Regions from separate parts of the Homo sapiens genome. Here region 1 is linked to region 2. Evidence: read pairs that join two places in POLR2A ChIA-PET (ENCODE). Cell type or tissue: Panc1. All regions are shown on one strand. Links, peaks and the distances in the headings refer to the core of each region. The heading gives the core; the rest is flanking DNA.

Region 1 (10,579 bases), core at 921-8,920, 220 kb before region 2:
GGCAGGACCATAGACAAAGCCTGCTTAGGTGGGAAAGCCGGGCTGCAGTACAGGGCTTCGGGGCAGCACCGGGGATCCTCCCCAGCAGAGCAGGGCCTCTGCATCCCCCCTTCCAGTCACACACCCGTCCTCAGGCATTCTCATGGATAGACTGCCAGAACTGCTGCTCCCCTGCTGCAGATAGAGCTGATGAGGGCCAGAGCCCTGCTCTGAGGTCACAAACTCACCTGACAGTGGGGCAGCTGAGACTTGAACCCAGGCATTCCTACCCTGCTGTGTTTTACCACAGTCCCAAAGAGAACTGCTCAATAGTATTTATAGAGCACCTGCTGCTGTGAGGGCTGGGAATCTGTATTTGTAACCAGTCGCATTGAGGTGTGAGGCCAGCCTCCTCCTGGTGCTCTGGACAGAGAGGCCTCCCGGTGTGCACACAGCAGCCAGCTGGCCCGGGCAGATGCAGAAGCACACCCTGCTGTGCCACCCGCGTGCTTTGATGCTCGGGGAGGAGCAGGAGACAAGCAGCTGCCCCTCCACACCCACACCAGCATTGCAGGTGTGGGCCTGTGGGTTTCCTTGCACCCGCAAGCCCTCTGCCGGAGACCTCGTGGCACTGTGTGTAAACATTTTTCAAAGAGGGTGTGGATTGGAGCTGCGGGTCTGGAGGGAGGCCTCAGTGAAGGTAGCCTGCCCGCGGCCGCACGTTGCCGGGGCAACTGTGGCCGCTAAGAGAGGAGCTGTGGCATTTAGGGGCCCAAATGCCTGGCTGGCTTGGGGCGGCTTCCCTTCTGCACGAGTCTCAAATGATGCCGCCTGGTTGGAGGTGGGGGCAGTGCCCTTCTCTTCCTTCTTTCCTCTCCCCCTCTGATGGCTGCAATAACTGAGGGACTGGGACACGGTCCGAATGGATGCCAAGGACAGCCTTGAAAAAGCTTAGACAGTGTGAGCAGGTGGCCGGCCAGCCCGCGGAGCTGGAGCCGGGTAAGGGGCCTGGGCTTTCAAAGCCTGAGCCAGCAGGGACTCGGAGGCCCTGGGTAGGATGAGAGACGATAGAGGGGGTACCACCAGAGAGCTTTCTAGTCAAAGGAGGAAATAAGATCGGGGTTTGAATAAGCCATGGCTGGAGACAAGCTAAGAATTAATGAGAACCCTGCACGTGCAGAAGTGTGGCTGCCCTGGGAGGGCGCCCGTGCCTGGACAGCCATGCTGTGGCCACCCCTTTGGTACTTTCTTGTATCTTTTTCAAGAATAAATGAATTTTTAGAGGTTTGATTGGCAACGTCCAGCAAAAGAGGGACACTGCCAATCAATCAAATCTAGATAGAGGTTAAGCCGTGCATTCAGCCATGCACGCAGCAGGATAAGCCATCCTTAAAGAGGCAGAGACCAACAAGGACAGAGCAGAAACGGCGATGGCGGCTGCACAGCAAGTGGACTCAAAGGCCTCAGAAAGCTGGAGCGGGGCTGTGGTGGGGAAAGCTGGTACAGTCAGAATCACGTGGCGGAACTGCAAGAGGCTGTGGCCTCTGCCTAGGAGGTGGAGGTAGCCTGGGCTAAGGGCTGATGGGTAGTTTGGATAAGAAACCGTTAGAGCCAGCAACCCCACAGATGTGAACATAGCCCAAAGGTGCACTCGGAAAATTAGAACAAGGACTCACGTGGCTGTTTTCAGCTCTGTTTGGAGAGCAGAACACTAAGCACCAGACCCACCAGTAGGAGCCTGCAGTGTGTGCCGCGTAACAGCCTTGCAGCGAGGACATGTGGCTGCAGTCAGGTGCAGGGAGCGTCTCTGGGAGCTGCCGTGGCACCGTCTCCAGGGGGTGTTGTTACGTGGGAAAGGCAAGGCGAGAAGAATGTGACCAGCGTGCTGCTGTTTACCCAAGGAAGGTGGGGAGGGAATGTGCACACACACGTGCACACTCACCCACACACATGCTCACACTCACCCACACACATGCTCACGTGCACACACACATACACATACAGAAACACACAGGTATCTGCTCATTTCTCCTTTTTAATGGAAGGATAATCCACCAAAATAACTTGTTTTAATTTAGCATTGCCTCAAGGGGGAGAATACAAGAAGAGGAAGTAGAAGAGAGAGAGTAGCAGGTTCAATTTTGGAATTGAGTAAATATTTCACGTAATTGTAAAACAGTCAAAATTTCAAAAATCTCAAAATCCAAAACAAAATAATAGAAATGAACATAACTGCTAATTAAATTAATGGCATTAACAAATTATGTCAAGTGGCAATTTGCATGTCATTGCAAACTGGAAAGAAATCATAACCTCTTTTCGGTAATCCTGTTATGAGTAATGACATTGGTGGTGTTAGTCTGAAAGTAATGATAGATGGATAGATGATTAATAAATGATAGAGCAAATAGATCATGACCTTAATGGCAGTCATTAGGAACCTAGATTTTCAGCAAAGAGAAAGAGACACCAATATAAAAGAAAATAAGTAAAAACAGCATCATCCTAAATTTCTGTTGAAGCTATCAGTATAATCATGAAGAGGGTAGAATATTTTGTCACATCCAAAAGCAAGGAAGGTATTGAAGACACAAAGTCACATGTGATGGGCTCAGGAGCCAGTGTGAGGAAGGGCTGCTCATACAGCACAGTGGAGGATTCGAAAGCACGGCAAAAGGTAGCAGCCTAGAGCATCCTGTAGAACCGGAAAGGAAGGAAGTGGTCAAAAAACAAAAGGCTGGAGCAAATCCCAGGGAGCTCCCAGAGGCCAAGGAGCTCCCAAAGACCACGGCCGGGACAATTTGAGCTAGAAAATAAAGTCACATTTGGTTATCATTCAAAGTACAACATGAGTATTCATGGGTCCACACTGATAAATAAACAACTGAAAGATAAAGGGAGGAATAGACAAATCTTCCCTAACATGTGCAAAGATACTCTGTCCTCAAGGAGGTGGTGTGTAACTCCCCACCCCTTAGGTGTGGGCAGTATGCAGTGACTTGCTTTCGAGAGCACTGTGTGGAAAGTAGGGAAAGGAGAGTAACTTCACAGCGGGGGAGCCCAGTGAGCCCTCCCTTGGCCAGGCGAGCAGGGCCAGCACCAACAGCGAAAAGTCTTGGTGACAGTGTGTGCCCTCGATACTATGTGACAGGAATGGCTCTTTACCTCCTGAACACCCATATATACCTCAGTCTAATAATGAGGAAAAAAAATCTTAATTCAGGGGTAGAACAAAAGACCTGACCAGCAGCCAAAACTGTCAAGGTCAACAAAACAAAGTCTAAGAAACCATCCCAGCAGGCAGAGCCTAGAGCAGCAACTAAACGTAATGTGGTGCTCTGGACAGATCCTGGGACAGACAAGGGACGTCAGGTAAAAATTAGAGAAATCCGAATAAAATGTGGGCTTTAGTTAATGAAATATATCAATACTGGTTTATTAATTGTGACAAATGTCCCATACCAGTGTGAGATGCTAATAATAGGGGAAACAGTGTGGAGTGTATGGGAACTCCAGATACTGAGTTCACAATGTTTTTTGTAAATCTAAAACTATTCTAAAATAAAAGATTTGTTTAAAAACAAAGACTAGACCAGGCGTGGTGGCTTACGCCTGTCATCCCAACACTTTGGGAGGCTGAGGCAGGCAGATTGCTTGAGCCCAGGAGTTTGAGACCAGCCTGGGCAACATGGTGAGACCTTGCCTTTAAAAAAAAAAAAAAAAAAAAAAAAATTAGGCATGGTGGTGCATGCCTGTGGTCCTGGGTCCCAGCTACTTGGGAGGCCGAGATGAGAGAATCACTCGAGCCCAGGAGATCAAGGCTGCAGTGAGCTGAGATCATGCCACTGCACTCCAGCCCAGGTAACAGAATAAGACCCCGTTTCAATAAAATAAAATAAAAACAATAGTAATTGTAGTGGATTCAAACTTTTATCAGCTATGTTCTTATAAACATTCTTGAGTTCATAATGGCACTTTTTGTTTTTTTTTGAGACGGAGTTTCACTCTTGTTGCCCAGGCTGGAGTGCAATGGTGCGATCTCGGCTTATGGCAACCTCCGCCTCCTGGGTTCAAGCGATTCTCCTGCCTCAGCCTCCCGAGTAGCTGGGTTTACAGGCATGCACTACCACGTCGAGCTAATTTTATATTTTTAGTAGAGATAGGGTTTCTCCATGTTGGTCAGGCTGGTCTCGAACTCCTGACCTCAGATGGTCCACCTGCTTCCCAAAGTGCTGGGATTACAGGCGTGAGCCACCATGCCCCGCCCATAATGACACTTTTTAAAGAACTGGTCACTTGAAAGAAGTGACTCATTCACATGAAAACTGATGAAAGGCGAGTATCCGGCCCGTATCTGGGCCTTCTCACATACACTGTGCCTCAGAGTCATCCAAGTGTTGAAAAGGGAAAGTTTCTTCTTAAAAATTAGTGTGGCTGGGTGCAGTGCTCATGCCTATGATCCTAGCACTTTGGGAGGCCCAGGTGTATCACTTGAGCCCAGGAGTTCAAGACCAGCCTGGCCAACACAGGAAGACCCCATCTCTACAAAAAAATACAAAAATTAGCCCAGTGTGGTGGCACACACCTGTGGTTTCAGCTGCTCAAGAGGCTGAGGTGGGAGGATCGCTTGAGCCCAGGAGGTCAAGGCTGCAGTGAGCTAAGATCATGCCGCTGCACTCCAGCCTGGGTGACAGAGCAAGACCCTGTCTCAAGAAGTTAAAATAAAAATTATTCCAACTAGTAAGTGGAGAAGGAGCAACAGAAGTTGAACATCAGCGTTCTGCAGCTCCCAGGAGGTGAAGGATCTGGGCATGGCATTTACCAGTGGCTGCTAAAAACACTAAGTGGCAAGCTGACGGGGAGTGGGACAGGCTGAGGGTGCTTGACCCACCGGTGCTGTCTCGTCGCAGAAAGACCCAAGCAGCTGTGCCGGGGCTCCTGGCGTGGGTATGCCCGGCACCGCCTGCAAAGGGCTCCTGGATGCAATCCCGCCTCTGACCACCACTAATAGAAGCAATGCCGCAGGATGCAATTGACTCGGTTTCTTCAGCAAATGAACTGCAAAGGGATAAAAGAGGAATGGGGAAAGCCTAGAGATGTAAAAAGGCTTCAGAGACGTGCCAGCCAGATGTGACGTGTGCATCTTGCTCATGAGTCAAGTAAACCAGCTGTACACTCAGGGAGCCTGAGCCATGACGCGGTGCCTCATGATACCAGGAATGCAGTCGCTTTTTAGGCATGAGAATGGCATTGTGGTTTTTGGTTTTTGTTTTGTTTGAGACAGGTTCTCTGTTGCTCAGGCTGGAGTACAGTGGTGTGATCCCAGCTAACTGCAGCTAATCTCCCAGGCTCGAGCAATCCTCCCACTTCAGTTGTGTTTCTTCTTAATAAGAGTCTCTGTCTTTTCATAGAAAGCATGCTGAGCCATTTCCAGGGAACGCAGAGGGATATGATCGCCCCAGGGGCTGGGTGGGTGCTCTCGGAGCCAGCAGTGGCTGACGCTGGCTAAAGGGACAGCACTGGCTCAGGGTACTCATCTCTCTACTGTCATGTAACATTGGGCTTCTTCCATAATAAAAACTTGTAGAAATGAGCCTCTTTTTAATTAGTAGACTTTATATTTTGAGGAGTTTATGGGGAAAAATGAGTGAAAAGTACCGACTTGCCACATACCCCCTTATATCTCTCCCTGTTTTCCCTATTTTTCAATTGGCTTGTCAATTGTAGCAAATGTCCCACACAGTTGAGAAGCCAATATTGATACACCATTATTAACTAAAGCCCGTAGTCTACATGAGGGTTCACTCTTGGTGTACATTCTGTGGGTTTTGCCAAATGTATAATATCCTGTACCTACCATTATAGTATCAAACAGAACAGCCTCACTGCCTCAAAAATTCTCTGTGCTTCTGTTCCACCTTCCTTCCCTCCCCCTGAGCCCTTGGCAACCACTGATCTTTTTACCTTCTCCATAGTTTGCCTTTTCTAGAATGTCATGTAGTTGGAATCATACAGTGTGCAGCCTTTTCAGATTGGCTTCTTTCACTTAGCAACATGCTTGTAAGCTTCCTGCAGGCCTTCCCATGGCTTGGTAGCTCATTTCTTTTTAGTGCTAACTAATATTCCGTTTTCTAGATGGACCAGTGTGTTTGTCCACTCACCTCTCAAAAGACATCTGGGTTGCTTCCAAGTTTGGCAATTATTAATAAAGCTGCTCTAAACCTCGGCATACAGGTTTTTGTATGAACCTGTTCTCAACTCATTTGGGTAAATACAAAGGAGCACAATTGCTGGATCATAGGGTAAAAGTGTGTTGTTTTGTAAGAAACTGCCAAACTGTCTTCCAAAGTGCCTGTGTTATTTTGGGTTCCCACCAGCAACGATAAGCATTCCGGTTGCTGCACATCCTCGCCGGCATTTGCTGTTGTCGGTGTTTGAGATTCTGGCCATTCCATAGGTGTGTAGTGGTGTCTCACTGTTGGCTTGATTTGCTAATTCCACATGATGTGGAGCATTTATTTGCCATCTGTGTATCTTCTTTGGTGAGTTGTCTATTCAGATATTTTGCCCTTTTTTTCACTCTGTTGCCCAGGCTGGAGTGCAGTGGCACCATCTGGACTCACAGCAACCTCCACCTCCCAGGTTCAAGCGATTCTCCTGCCTCAGCCTCCCAAGTAGCTGGGATTACAGATGTGTGCCACCATGCCCGGCTGATTTTTGTACTTTTATAAGAGACGGGGTTTCACCATGTTGGCCAGGCTGGTCTTGAACTCCTGACCTCACTCAGGTGATCCACCCGACTCGGCCCCCCAAAGTGCTGGGATTACAAGCATGAGCCACCATGCCCAGCCCCATTTTTATATTCAGTTGTTTTCTTACTGTTGAGATGTAAGAGTTCTTTCTTTTTGTATTTCAAATACCAGTCCTTTATCTGATAAGTGTTTGTTTTGCAAAGATTTTCCCCCAGTCTGTGGTTTATCTTTTTATTCTCTTCAGAGTGCATTTTGCAGAGTTAATTTAAGGAAGTCCAACATCAATTTTGACTTTTATAGATTATGCTTTTGGTGTTGTATCTAAGAAATCATCACCAAACTCAAGGTCATCTAGATCTTCTCTTATCTTCTAGAAGTGTCATAGTTTTGCTTTTTACATTTAAGTCCGTGATCCACTGGGGGTTAATTTTTGTGAAAGATTTCAGGTCTGTCTCTACATTCATTTTTGCATGTGGATGTCCAGCATGGCTTGTTGAAAAGACTGTCCTTTCTCCATGGAACTGCCTTTGCTCCTTTGTCAAAGATCAGTTGACTCTATTTGTGTGGGTCTATTTCTGGGCTTTCTATTCTGATCATTGGTCTATTTGTCTGTTCTTTCACCAGTACCCCGCTGCCTTGATTACTGTAGCTGTATAGTAACTCTTGAAGTTGGGGAGTGTCAGCCCTGTGACTTTGTCCTCCTTCGATATTGTGTTGGCTATTTTGGGCCTCTTAGCTTTCCATATAAACTTTAGGATCCATTTGTCAGTATTCACAAAATAATTGGCTGTGATCGAACTTAGTCTTTTAGGAGCTACTCTGAAATATGAGCTGCCTTCCAAGGAACATCAGACATTTGATGAACTAATATGAAATACGGCCCAAAACAAACACACTGAAAACAACTGAAGAAACCAGTATGCAGGAAGAGTAAGATTAAGAAATGTATTATTAATATGCTCAGTGAGATCAAAGAAAAAAAAAGTAAAATGTTCTTTCTGAAATGATCAGAGAACAAAATAAGAGTTCCTGAAAATTAAAAATATTATATAGCAGGTATAAAAAAAATTTTTTTGAGACAGGTCTCGCTCTGTTGCCCAGGCTGGAGTGCAGTGGTGTGATCAGGACTTGCTGCAGCCTCAGCCTCAAGGGATCCTCCCACCTCAGCCTCCTGAATAGCTGGAACCACAGCCACGTGCTGCCATACTTGGCTAACTTTTAAATGTTTTTTTTTTTTTTTTTTTTTTTCAAGGAACGAGGTCTCACTATGCTGCCCAGCAGGTCTCAAACTCCTGGCTTCAAGCAATCGTCCCACCCCAGCTTCCCAGAGTGCTGGGATTATAGACATGAGCCACCGCTCCGGGCTGGCATTAAAAATTTGAAAGATAGATTGAAAGATAAACTTGAAAAGAATTTCTCAGAAAAGAAAAAGATATGGCCTTCGAAGAAGATAATAAAATTAGAAGGTCAGTCCAGACGGTCTACTGTGTATAAAATAAGGATACCTCAAAGAGAAAATAAAAGAAATATTTAAAAAGTCATTGAATGGCCAGGCGCAGTGGTTCATGCCTGTAGTCCCAGCACTTTGGGAGGCCAAGGTGGGCAGATCACTTGAACCCAGGAGTTCAAGACCAGCCTGGGCAACATGGTGAAACCACATTTCTACACAGAATACAAAATCATTAGGCATAGTGACATGCATCTGTGGTCTCAGCTACTTGGGAGGCTGAGGTGGGAGAATCACCTGAGCCTGGGAAGTCAAAGCTGCAGTGAGTCACGATCACACCACTGCACTCCAGCCTGGGCGACAGAGCAAGACCCTGTGTCAAAAATTTATTTTGTCTGATATTAACAGCCATTCTGCCCAGGAACTGTCTTTTCTCATTTATTAACTCTCAGCCTCTCAGTGTCTTTGTATTGAAAGTGTACGGACAGCATAATTAGGTCTTCTTTTTAAACCATTTTATAAGGCCTGATGTTTAGTTGGAGTTTTATTCTATTTAACATTTAATAGAATTGTTCATGTGGTTCCATCTAGGTTTACAAGTTTGTCTTCTGTTTATCTCCTCAGTTTTTATTTTTCCCTTTTTCTGCCTTATTTTAGATTATTTAACTATTCTTAGAACCTTATTTTAATTTTTCCATTGGCGTTACACTGTAGCTCTTCACATTCTTTTAGCAGTGGATCAAGGATTACAGTATACATTCTTAGCTTTCCATAGTCTACTTAGAGTTCAAATTGTACACTCCATGTAAAATATAAAAACCCAGCAACCATATAGATGCATCTTCTTCACTCCTGCCTCACTTTATTCTATAATTGTCATGTGTGTTACATCTACACACTTGTAAACCCCAAAATCAGTATTATTTTTGCCTAAAACAGTGATATCTGCTTTTAAAATTAAGAGGGAGAATCATCTTTTATTTTGTATCCAGGTGTTCACCATTTGTGGCACCCTTTGTGCCATCCATAGATCCAGTCCCGCTTCACTTCAGCTTGAAGAACGTTCTTTAGTGCAGGCTTTCTGGCAACAAATAACCTGGTTTTCATTTTTTTATAAAGGTCTTTATTTTGCCTGTATTCTTTAAAGAATTTTCACCAGAAATGGAATTCTAGTTGTGTTTTTTTTACTTTCACCTGTTAAAGATGTTGTTCCGCCGTCTTCTACAAGAGGTTCTTCTCCATGGTTTCTGATGCAAAGTCTGCAATCATTCAGTCATTTTTATTTAGAGTGTGAATAATGTAAATAATTTCTCTGGCTGCTTTAAGATTCTCACCTTGTCTTTGGCTTTGAGCAGAATTGACTATAATGTCCCTATATAATTTTTTAAATACTTATCTTTTTGGGGATTCACAGGCTTCTTGAATCTATAAATTTATGTCCTTCACCTAATTGGGGAATTCCTTGGGTACCATTTTTTCAAGTATTTTTTATGACTCATTTTCTCTGTCTTCTTTGACTCTAATTTTCCCCCCTTCTGAGACTCTCGTTCACGTTATGTTAGACCTTTTGATCCTTAATACTCTCTGTTCTACTTTTTAAAATCTTTTTTTCTCTCTTCTTTGGATTGGATATGTTCTCTTGGCATGTCTTCAAATTCACTAATAATTAGCTCTGTCATATCCATGCTGATGTTAAGCCCAGCTGATGCATTTCTAACAATTCCATATAATTCTTTTTAAAATTTCCTTGGGATTTCCTGTCTTTTATTCATTATAAGCCTATTTTCCTTTACCTAGTTGGGTATTGTTACAGTAGCTGTTTTTTAAAGTCCTTCTCTGATAATTCCAACATCTGGGTCATCTCTGGGTTTGCTAAATAAGTTTGAGTTGTATCCCAAATTTCGTGAATGTTATGCTTTGGCAACTCTGGATTATATTACATTCCTTTGATGGGTGTTAATGTTTTTGTTTTAGCTGATAATGAGTTTGGTTAAACTCAAATTGCAACCTTTGTCTGCCCTGCAGTGGCAGCAGCTCAAATTTCAGCCTTATCATAGCAAGCCTATTTGAGTCTTCCTTACACACACAGCTCAGCTCAGACATCAACCAAAGACCTATGAGAAGTTTACACACAGAATATGAAACTACCCTTCTCTGGCTCTCTCTTTTCTGGAGTTCTCCCCTCACTTTGGCTGCTATGGCCACTGTGGGCTGTATCCTCTGATTTCTATCAGAACTGCAGGTTTGTGCAGGATCTGGATTTAAAAAAAAAAAACAAAAAACTGCAGGTGACTCATACCATAATGCATCCATTGCACAAAGCTTCTAATTTTCAACTCTCATCTAAAATCTGCCTGTCTTTGTTCACTCTTCAGAACCTTCAGAGAATTTATTTGTTGGT
Region 2 (10,579 bases), core at 1,538-9,537:
GAACCTGCTGCGTCAAAGGGTTACGTACTTTAACTATCAATGTTTTTAATGTTATAAATTACAGTGTATTTAATCAATGTTTTACTGCTTGTCACTCCCCTATACGTTTACAATTTACAGTAAGAGATTTTTGTGCCTTAACAAAAAAAAAAATTAAAGATCACAAGCAATCCATTTCTCCATTGACGATTAAGATTGCTTCGCAAGTAAGCGTGCATGTGTGCGTGCATGTTTTACTCCAAAAGAAAAAGGTCACTTTGCACCAGTTTGCCCCAAAAGGCCATTTTTCTAGTCCCACAGTACCACCATGCAAAATGAGGGCTGCCTTACTATTTCTAAAAACAAAACATTACTTGAAAAATAATCCATTTATTTTGTTCAAATGTCAGCACAATTTCTCCGTTTTGAATTTTGCTTTTTTAAACCTCCCCATGGCAATAAGGGGTAGATTAAAATACCCTATTACCTAACAGTATAAATAACCATAAACTTATCACTAGTTAGCTTGATATTCAAAGTATTACTTTTACTTAAACATTACATGTATCCTAACATATGCCCAAATATAAGCCAATTTTGAGTGAGAACCTCCCAATTTTCCTATGAAGGAAACTACCAATAGAAGTTTTCTGGCCACTTTAGAATGTAAATTAGTCAACTGTGAGTCAAATTCAGTCCTACATTTTTATTAGAACAAACAAATGGGGCCAGCCTCAGGGGCTCACGTCTGCAATCCCAACACTTTGGGAGCTGAGGCAGGCAGACTGCTTGACCTCAGGAGTTCGAGACCAGCCCAGGCAGCAGGGTGAAAACCCATCTCTACAAAAATTAAAAAAATAGCCAGGCGTGGTGGTGTGCCTCTGCAGTCCCAGTTACTTAGGAGGCTGTGGTGAGAGGATCGCTTAAGCCCAGGAGGTCGAGGCTGCAGGAGCCGTGATCATGCCATTGCACTCCAGCTTGGCCAGAGTGAGACCTTGTCTCAAAAAAAAAGAAGTAAAATAAACAGATGAGTCGGTGGGTTGGTAGGTCAAACTGTTTACTCTAGTTGCATGCTAAGTTACTGTATCTAACAAGCCAATTTCCCACCTAGAGTTCTATCACATGCATTTCAAACATTTCCAAGAAATTCTGAACCTATGTTTTCTCCCCTTTTTTTGCTGTGGCAACTGTCACTCAGCTTTTGGTGAGCCATTTGGGCATCAATTGACACGACCATTTGGTGGCACTGCCACATCCTTGCCTTGGAGAAACAAAGAGTCTGCTCTGCCTGCGGGACACTAGGCCACTGGCTGCCACTCTGTCACTCACAAACTGCCACCATGCTCTGGAACACGGTGGTCATGCCTGGTGATGCTGGCAGTGATGGGACAATCAAAACATGAAGTAAATATATGCAGGTGACAGGAGGGGTGCCAGTGTCTCAGGCACCTTGAACTTGAGAAGGGCAGGGCACTTGATTAACATCCCCACTTCTCTAGTAAAATGAGGGGGTGCTGACCTCCCTGGCTAATGAGGATAGGAAAAATCAAAGTGTTTTCCCTACTTCCACACACACCACCACTGCTGACACCAGATGTCGGGGGTGTAAAGCAATTCTGCCGCTGTGTGCCTCTAATTCCATGCAGTTCTGCAGCTGTGTGCCTCTAATTCCATGCAATTCTGCACTGTCCAGCTGGAGAGTGTATCAATCCCACAGGGTAAGGCTCAGTCCCACAAGACCACTCCCCCAGTCCTTTGCAGGTGCCAAGTACAAGTCCCAGGTTGTGACCTGTGCTTCTGACCAACCAGCTATGAATCAGGGTTCCCATGATACCCTTCTCGGGTTCAATTAAATTTGCTGCAGCAGCTCACAGAACTCAGAGGAGCACTTTACTTACATTTACCCATGTATTATAAAGGATATCACAGGCTGAGCATGTTGGCTCACATCTGTAATCCCAGCACTTTGGGAGGCTAAGACGGGAGGGCTGCTTAAGGCCAGGAATTTGAGACCAGCCTGGGCAACATAGTGAGATCCCATCTCTAATTTTTTTTTTTTTAAAGGCTATCACAAAGGACCCAGGTGAACAGCAGAAGGAGAGATGCACAGGGCAAAGTATGTGGGAAGGGGTGCAGAGCTTCCATGCCCTCTGAGGGCACTACCCTCCAGAAACTGCTACATGTTCAGGAACCCAGAGCCCCCAGAATCCTATCCTTTTAGGGTTTTAGGCTTTGTTACATAGGCATGACTGATTAACATCATTGGCCACTGGATAACCCAACCTTCAAACAGAAGCTAGGGCATGGAGCTCAAAGTCCTAACCCTCTAATCCTGCCTAGGTCTTTCCAGTGACCACTCCTTTTTTCTTTTTTTTTTGTCTTTTCTTTTTTTGAGACGAAGTCTCGCTATCTCCCAGGCTGGAGTGCAGTGGCGCGATCTCAGCTCACCGCAACCTCCGCCTCCTGGGTTCAAGTGATTCTCCTGCCTCAGCCTCCGGAGTAGCTGGGATTACAGGCACACACCACCACGCCTGGCTAATTTTTGTATTTTTAGTAGAGACGGGGTTTCACCATGTTGGCCAGGCTGCTCCTGAACTCCTGACCTCAAGTGATCCGCCTGCCTCAGCCTCCCAGAGTGCTGGGATTATAGGCATGAGCCACCGTGCCAGGCCTCCAGTTACCAGTCCTTACCTTGAGGCTACCTAGGGGGTAGCCAGTCACCAGTCACCTGATCAGCACATAAGGACACTCTCAGTACTCCAGAGAGTCCAGGAGCTTGAGAAGCTCTGTGCCAGGGGCCAGGGCACAGACCAAATGTACATCTCTTCTTATGCTACAATATCACACTTGGCACCGCTCAGGAATGGCTTTAGAGTTCACAGGTAAGCAATTCTCCAGAAAAACCTTAGGGTATGCACAAGCTTTCCCTGATTTCATAACAATTGTAGTTAGCATTTTTCAGGCTCATATTAGCAAGGAAAGCCACAAGCAGCTTTTACATGTAATTAAACAATCTGCCAAACTTTTTCCGTGACATTTATTAAATTGGAAATGTCCCAGATGTGTGTGAGTAAGCATTCTGAGACCGCTTTCCAAGACTTGTCAAGGTTCTGCAGACAGGACTCGGTATATTCTGCTAGACCAAGTGCTACCGAAGAGCAGCACTCGAACACGCGGTAGGGCTGCCCGACACTGCGTCAGACCGGGGTCTAGAACCACAGTGCAATGCTGAAAGAATGCAAGGTACGCCAACTGAGAACGCTGGCCAGTGTTTTAACAGACATGGGAGACCACAACTGAAAACTCAAGCCTCAGCATACGCAAGACCAAGGAAAACTGGGCTGCCACTTTCCTTTCAGCCTGTGACATGGTCTTAGAGATGTCAGGTCAAAATTGGGAAGTTTGCTAATTTAATAAACAGGTATCTCAGAGGAATCAAAGGTCTACGTATAAAGCTGTAACTGAAAGACGCCTTATTAGGGATTTCTTCCTGTGGTGTGGTGGCACAAATGTAGTCCCAGCTACTTGGGACACCGAGGCAGGAGGATTGCTTGAGCCCAGGAGTTCAAGATCAGCCTGGGCAACATACTGGGATCACATGTCTTTAAAAAAAAAAAAAAAAAAAATGGTGTTGAGAGTATCTACGGCTACATTTACATTTACATTCCTGATATTCTGCTGATGAGTCAAGAAAACACAACACTCTAGTGTTCGAGACCATACAGCTAAGGCTGAATGTATAAATATAAATGGACTTGTTAAAGCTTTTGATTCTGTCTCATGCAGTTTTCTTAACAAGCATGACATTGCCTACCAGAAAACGACATAACTGACTGGCAGAAATGATAAAAAGAAAGGGTTTATTGTCAACCAAGGAAGCGTCTCAAGTGCCCTGTCTCCAGCTCACAGCTCTGTTGCCGCAGTGTGCTCCCTCTGCCCGCCCAGACTCCACTGCCCATCTCCATCCTCCCACGAGGCTCTCAGAGAATGCACTCCAGCCCTGGATAGCCACCTTCCTGTGAGCTCACAGCCCTCCATGCCTTTCCTGTTTCCTGGTCAGCCACCCTTCTCCCACTGCTCCCTGGGGAAGCATCCCCTCTAAGGACCAGTGTGGCTGCCCCACCCTACGAAGCTGCTGGCTGCTCCCTCCTCCAATCGAGCCTCTCTTCCCACTGCTGCCATCCCCACGATCCCCTTGATGCTGAATGGGACCTCACAACCCTCAGTTCAACCATTCCCCCTCCTCTGGGAAGGCTCTTCTGGCCCCTGAGGGCAACCTGGCCAGCTCCTTTCCTGTGCTATGCTGGATTCTGTCTACTGTGCCACTGCACAGCCACCGCTTCACTGCACTTTCGTGAGTCCACTTAGACTCCATGCTTCCCAGCTGAAAGGCTGTGCCCATCACTGTTAAAACCCCAAGCCACAACAAGGAACCGAGCAAAGCAGCCATGTTCACACGGTCACTGCATATGGAATTAACTGAGTAATACTGACAGCTCACATTACTGCACGGTGGTCCCGTGAAACATTCATGTGCTGCGTACTGCGTCTGGCAAAGCAGTCTGACGAGAGCTCTATGAATGGTTTCACCCTCTACTTTAACAAGAAGGCATCTCAAAATGAGCCAAAGATTCAGATACACAACTGTAAACGAAGGTCCTTTATTAAGAATTTCCTCTCTGTGGTTCTATTAAGCTTACTAAATAGACATATAAGCTTAAGAACAAGTACCCCTATTAATTCAAGCACTTTCCTGAACAAAAAAATATTTCTAAGGTGCTATATGCTAGGTACTCAAAAGATGTAAACTGCAATAACTATATTTGTCTAATGCCTTATGATTTTCAAAATACTTTCATATATTTTATCACATTTTACTCTCAGCAACCCAGTAAGGCACTCATAATTACCTTATTTTACAAATTAGAATACAGACCCAGGCAGATTAGAGAGGTACAAAGGTCACTCAGCTAGTAAGTGGCTTGGGACTCGCAGCCCAATGCAGATGTTATCTTCAGGGGAAGATACCATGGTGAGGACCAAAACCAAGTGCGCAGGGAAGCTGAGTTCTCTCCATCTTCCCTGTGTTGGGGGCTGTGTTGAGTGGTTTGCAGAGACATGCCTCACATCAAATGAATGTCTACTTTGTGCAGGCTAGCATGGTAGATACTTTATGTTAGTTCTCATCAAGTCTACTTATTGGGTAATAAGTAGTATCTCTATTTTACAGATTTTATAGATGGCAAAACAGTCTTAGAGGTGAACTATCTTGGCCAAGATCAGAAAATTGGTACGCAGAGGACCCAAAACTTCTAACAGGTATGTAGGCGAGAGGGAACAAGGAGTGACTGGGCAGAAAACAACAGACTGCCATTGCAGCAGTTAGTAAAAATGAAGGGCCTGTTTACACAGTAAACCCATGACCTTAAATGGAGAGAATCATGCTGGCCTCACCTCCCAGGGTATCTTTTGGTGGTTTCTTTTGCCCCCTCATGGCTTATCTTGATCCTAATATTTCATCTGTGTTTTTCTTAAAGCCGGTAGCATTTTAAAAGTTGGAGTAGGCCGGGCGCGGTGGCTCATGCCTGTAATCCCAGCACTTTGGGAGGCCAAGGCGGGCGGATCACAAGATCAGGAGATCGAGACCATCCTGGCCAACATGGTGAAACCCTGTCTCTACTAAAAATACATAAAATTAGCTGGGCGTGGTGGCGGGCGCCTGTAGTCCCAGCTACTTGGGAGGCTGAGGCAGGAGAATGGCATGAAACCAGGAGGGGAGCTGGCAGAGGGCCGAGATCACGCCACTGCACTCCAGCCTGGGCGACAGAGCGAGACTCCATCTCAAAAAAAAAAAAAAAAATTAGGTGGGCATGGTGGCACATGCTTATAGTCCCAGATACTGAGAGGCTGAGGCAGGAGAAGTGCTTGAACCCAGGAGACGGAGGCTGCAGTGAGCCCAGATCGGGCCACTGTACTCCAGCCTGCATGATGGAGAAAGACTCCGTCTCAAAATAAATAAATAAAAATTAAAAAAATAAAAGCTTGAGTAAACATAAAAGGAATAAATAGTAAAATCAGCCCCAAGCCCCTGAATCCCAGTAGGAACTGGCGGAGAAAAAGCACCTATGAGGAGTGAGAAGAAACCATGCAGGCTTGACTTTGGCTTTGAGGGGCGCATGGTAATGAAGAGGAGTCTGCGGGACATCTCAGGAGAAGGGAGTCCAGGCCTATGGGAAGGGGCAGAGGGCATGGCTGGCAGTGATGGAGGGAGATCTGTGGGGCGGGTGGAAGGGGCAGAGGGCATGGCTGGCACTGATGGAGGGAGATCTGTGGGGCGGGTGGAAGGGGCAGAGGGCATGGCTGGCACTGATGGAGGGAGATCTGTGGGGTAGGTGGAGGGAGCCAAAACACGGAGTCGGTAGCCGGGCTAAGCAAGTCGAGATTCTGTTCCTGCGCCTAGACAGACACTGAACAAACCCTCCCAAAGCGATGGCTGAGGTTAGGCTGGTGGCTGTGGCAAGTGTGCTGGGTGGACTCCAAAGGGAGAGTGCAGAAGCACAGCCTGGACCACAGGCACCGAGGTCCCGGCTCTGAGACGAGAACATCAAAGGCGAGTGTGTATCAGGGGGATCAGGAAAGAAACCCCTGACAGAGCCTCTGAGTGGCAGCAGGGGAGCAGAGGGGCCAAGAGCGAAGCTTGGATGAGAGGCAGAGGGCAATGCTGACTTGGAAGGGAAGGAGAGCACAGTTCTGGCAGGAGAGACAGCAGGACACCCAATGGACACGTCTGAAACAATCACAAAACACAGGGCTGAGGTCCCCGGAGCATCCAGAAGGGAAGAAGACCCCACGATAAAGGCTGCTGGAGGGGCCGAGGAGAGGGTTTGTTCAGATGAAAGTAACTGTCCGAGAACAGTATCTTTGTGGATAGCAAGTGCTACCTTTCCCTTGATTCTTTTCACAGGGGTTTACCTAACATGAAAAGAAATCCCTAATGCCTGCCAGTGTTGAGTAGTAAACAGAGAGATGTCAGCAGAAGCACGGTATTAACATTTTATCCTATGGTGTCTGACCCCTGTAAGAAAAAGAAAACCATTTTATTCTAAAGCTGCAGCTAACAAAAGGCCTACCCAGAACCTGTTTCTTTCTTTTCTTTTGAGACGGAGACTCACTCTGTTGCCCAGGCTGGAGTGCAGTGGTGCAATCTTGGCTCACTGCAGCCTCAACCTACCAGGCTCAAGTGATCCTCTTGTCTCAGCCTCCCAAATAGCTGGAACTACAGGTGTGCACCACCACGCTTGGCTAATTTTTGTGTTTTTAGTAGAGACGGGGTTTTGCCATGTTGCCCAGGCTGGTCTCAAACTCCTGAGCTCAAGTGATCCGCCTGCCTCAGCCTCCCAAAGTGCTGGGATTACAGGTGTGAGCCACTGTGCCCGGCCCAGAACATGTTCCTTTAAATAAAAAGGCATGGTAAAATTGTTCAATGATGACAGAATAACTGTATCTAGACACTTACCCTCTAAATTACTGACAGTTTAAAAAGTGACTGTAACTTACTATGGTAAGTGTCCGTATCTCTTTATGCAGTATCACTGTAAACTTCTAAGAGAATCGTAAAGATGAATGTAACAGCAATCCCCATAGTGAGTCACAGCACAGGAGAACCAGCACTCTAAGGTGGGGAGGCAGGGAAGCTCTTCCCCGAGCCCAGGGAAGCCCTCTGAGCAGCAGCTGATGTTTTCAGGCCAGCACCGTGGGACAGATCAGCCTGGAAGTCTTTTAATGAACAGGTTCTGGGATGAACACTTCTAGGTACACTCTAGAAAATGTCACTTCCTGGCAGCACCTGGGCCTTTTAATAACAACCATTTATAGTAAAAATAGTTTGGGGAACACAAAAAAGAAAGTGCCAGGCATTCATGGGTTTGTGAAAAGCACCCAGACCCTATCTACAGGAATGTGCTTTTAAGCAGTCTCCTAATTCATCATCAAACTGTTTCAGGAACAAGTATTTCTATGGTTTGCACAAGAAAACAACCTTGGAATGTAGATTCTTTCCGATGTAAAACCTTTATTCTACCCACCCACTACTGCCTCCTGCATAGGCCTTCTACCACTCAGCTCAGCACCCCACTACACACAACCAAAAAGGCAATATTTCTTGTTTATGAACCTTTCTCCTTGAAATGGAATAATCAGGAACAGGAATAAAAGTAACATGGGCAGTGATATAACAGAAAAGTTGACGGAAGGAAGGAAACCCAAACATCTGATTTGGATTTTCATTCAATATGTGTTCTTTTTTCTTTCTAGAGGAAAGTCAGAGCAGAGAGGAGAGAATCACATGGCATTTTTTCCTGATAATTCTAGAGGGAAGGAGCATTACCACCACCATGTAAGCGAATGCGAAACTGCTCTCTTCAGATCTCGAGGCACAGCTGTCAAGGGTTTTATCATGCTGTTGCCATTTGTCAGGCATGCTGGCCACCCAGCATCTGAGCCTCTTCCTATGGATGGGAAATGGTCCACTCTTGAGGAAAAGCAAGTGGCCCAGACGAGGGGCTGAAAGCACCAGAAACTTGCTCTCCCAGCCTCTCCTGCATCTGCTGGTGACAACCTCGGAGCACAGACATTACGGGGAAATGGGGCCCGGCTAGCAGGGCCTGGCTAACCAGTGTCCTCCAAACCTGGTTCTCCACCTTCCCAGAGACACTGTGACCCAGTCAGAATCCTTACAATAATTTTTCTGTGCAGATCACACAGGTAGTGTGTAACAAGCCCTTTGACTTAGCAGGCTTATTTTACCCATTACTCATATTTTGAATATGAGTAATTTTGAATTTCATCCATTCTTCTCACACATGAATGCACCCTTCAGACAATACACCCACTGTGGACACACTGAGTACAAGGAGAGACTGTTACTGTGGACACCATATGTTTCCATATTGTTTACATCTTTTTTCATTTTTTCTTTTTTTTTCATTTTAGAGACAAGTCTTGCTGTCACCCAGGCTGGAGTACAGTGGTATGATCATAGCTCACTGCAGTCTTAACCTGCTAGGTTCAGGCGATCCGCTCGCCTCAGCCTCCTGAGTAGCTGGGACTACAAGCACGCACCACCACGCCCAAATAACTTTTTGATTTTTTGTAAAAGTAGGGTCCTGCTATGTTGCTCAGGCTGGTCTCGAACTCCTGGCCTCAAGTGATCCTTCCACCTCAGCCTCCCAAAGTGCTGGGAGCCTGAAGCGTGAGCCACCGTGCCCGGCCTCTCTGGTTTTGTTTTCTATTGATCACAATTAACTTTGGGAATTACAGGGAAAAGCATTCTTTGCCAAAACCAAACTTCTTTAGCCCATTCAATAATGACTATCAGAAGAATGACTAACATTTATTGAATGCTTATTAAATACCAGGCTCTCTTCTGAGAGCGTCATGAATTAACTATCTTCACCACGAGTCTGTGAGGCACGTCTCACAGTGAGCAGCGGAGAGCTAAGGGGACAGCGCAGACCCAGAGGCCATGCTCTTACACACAACCTCAATATCACACCACATTAACAAGCAATCCTCTCCATAAGCAAAGAAACAAATGTGATAAAGAAAATTCTCCTCTCCCTCTCCCTCCCTCCCCCTCCCTCCCTCCCTCTCTCCCTCTCCCTCTCCCTCCTCTCCCTCTCCCCATGGTCTCCCGCTCCCCACGGTCTCCCTCTCCCTCTCTTTCCACGGTCTCCCTCTGATGCTGAGCCGAAGCTGGACTGTACTGCTGCCATCTCGGCTCACTGCAACCTCCCTGCCTGATTCTCCTGCCTCAGCCTGCCGAGTGCCTGCGATTGCAGGCGCGCACCGCCACGCCTGACTGGTTTTCGTATTTTTTTGGTGGAGACGGGGTTTCGCTGTGTTGGCCGGGCTGGCCTCCAGCTCCTAACCGCGAGTGGTCCGCCAGCCTCGGCCTCCAGAGGTGCTGGGATTGCAGACAGTGTCTGGTTCACTCAGTGCTCAATGGTGCCCAGGCTGGAGTGCAGTGGCGTGATCTCGGCTCGCTACAACCTCCACCTCCCAGCTGCCTGCCTTGGCCTCCCAAAGTGCCCAGAGTGCAGCCTCTGCCCGGCCGCCACCCCGTCTAGGAAGTGAGGAGCGTCTCTGCCTGGCCGCCCATCGTCTGGGATGTTAGGAGCCCCTCTGCCTGGCTGCCGAGTCTGGAAAGTGAGGAGCGTCTCTGCCTGGCCGCCATCCCATCTAGGAAGTGAGGAGCACCTCTTCCCGGCTGCCATCCCATCTAGGAAGTGAGGAGCGTCTCTGCCCAGCCGCCCATCGTCTGAGATGTGGGGAGTGCCTTTGCCCCGACGCCCCGTCTGGGATGTGAGGAGCGCCTCTGCCCGGTCGCGACCCCGTCTGGGAGGTGAGGAGCGTCTCTGCCCAGCCGCCCCATCTGAGAAGGGAGGAGACCCTCCGCCTGGCAACCGCCCCGTCTGAGAAGTGAGGAGACCCTCCGCCCGGCAGCCGCCCCGTCTGAGAAGTGAGGAGCCCCTCCGCCCAGCAGCCACCCCGTCTGGGAAGTGAGGAGCGTCTCCGCCCAGCAGCCGCCCCGTCCAGGAGG

What was found. Peaks named below come from ENCODE experiments on the same cell type or tissue, not always from the same donor. Only the 100,000 strongest peaks of a DNase experiment are listed, where the experiment ranks them.
Region 1: POLR2A ChIA-PET joins it to region 2 with 16 read pairs; 2 of 35 experiments call an interaction of 5 or more read pairs at or near these places.

The regions. Positions count from the first base shown.
Region 1 is chr11:70,513,038-70,523,616 of GRCh38, reverse strand. All of the region lies in intron 17 of SHANK2 (SH3 and multiple ankyrin repeat domains 2), which reads left to right. Among named protein-coding and RNA genes, the nearest start is that of SHANK2-AS1, 110 kb to the left of the region's middle. RefSeq lists enhancers at 1-227, 4,896-5,397. In Panc1, for the core only: no CTCF peak of the experiment used is centred there; a DNase peak (open chromatin) is centred at 5,206; H3K27me3 peaks cover 204 bases.
Region 2 is chr11:70,295,796-70,306,374 of GRCh38, reverse strand. All of the region lies in intron 2 of PPFIA1 (PPFI scaffold protein A1), which reads right to left. LOC107984346 (a long non-coding RNA gene) reads left to right here. Exons shown (of 3, transcript XR_001748288.2): 2 at 5,210-5,298; 3 at 8,293-8,510. Among named protein-coding and RNA genes, the nearest start is that of MIR548K, 17 kb to the right of the region's middle. RefSeq lists an enhancer at 3,607-4,106. In Panc1, for the core only: no CTCF peak of the experiment used is centred there; no DNase peak of the experiment used is centred there.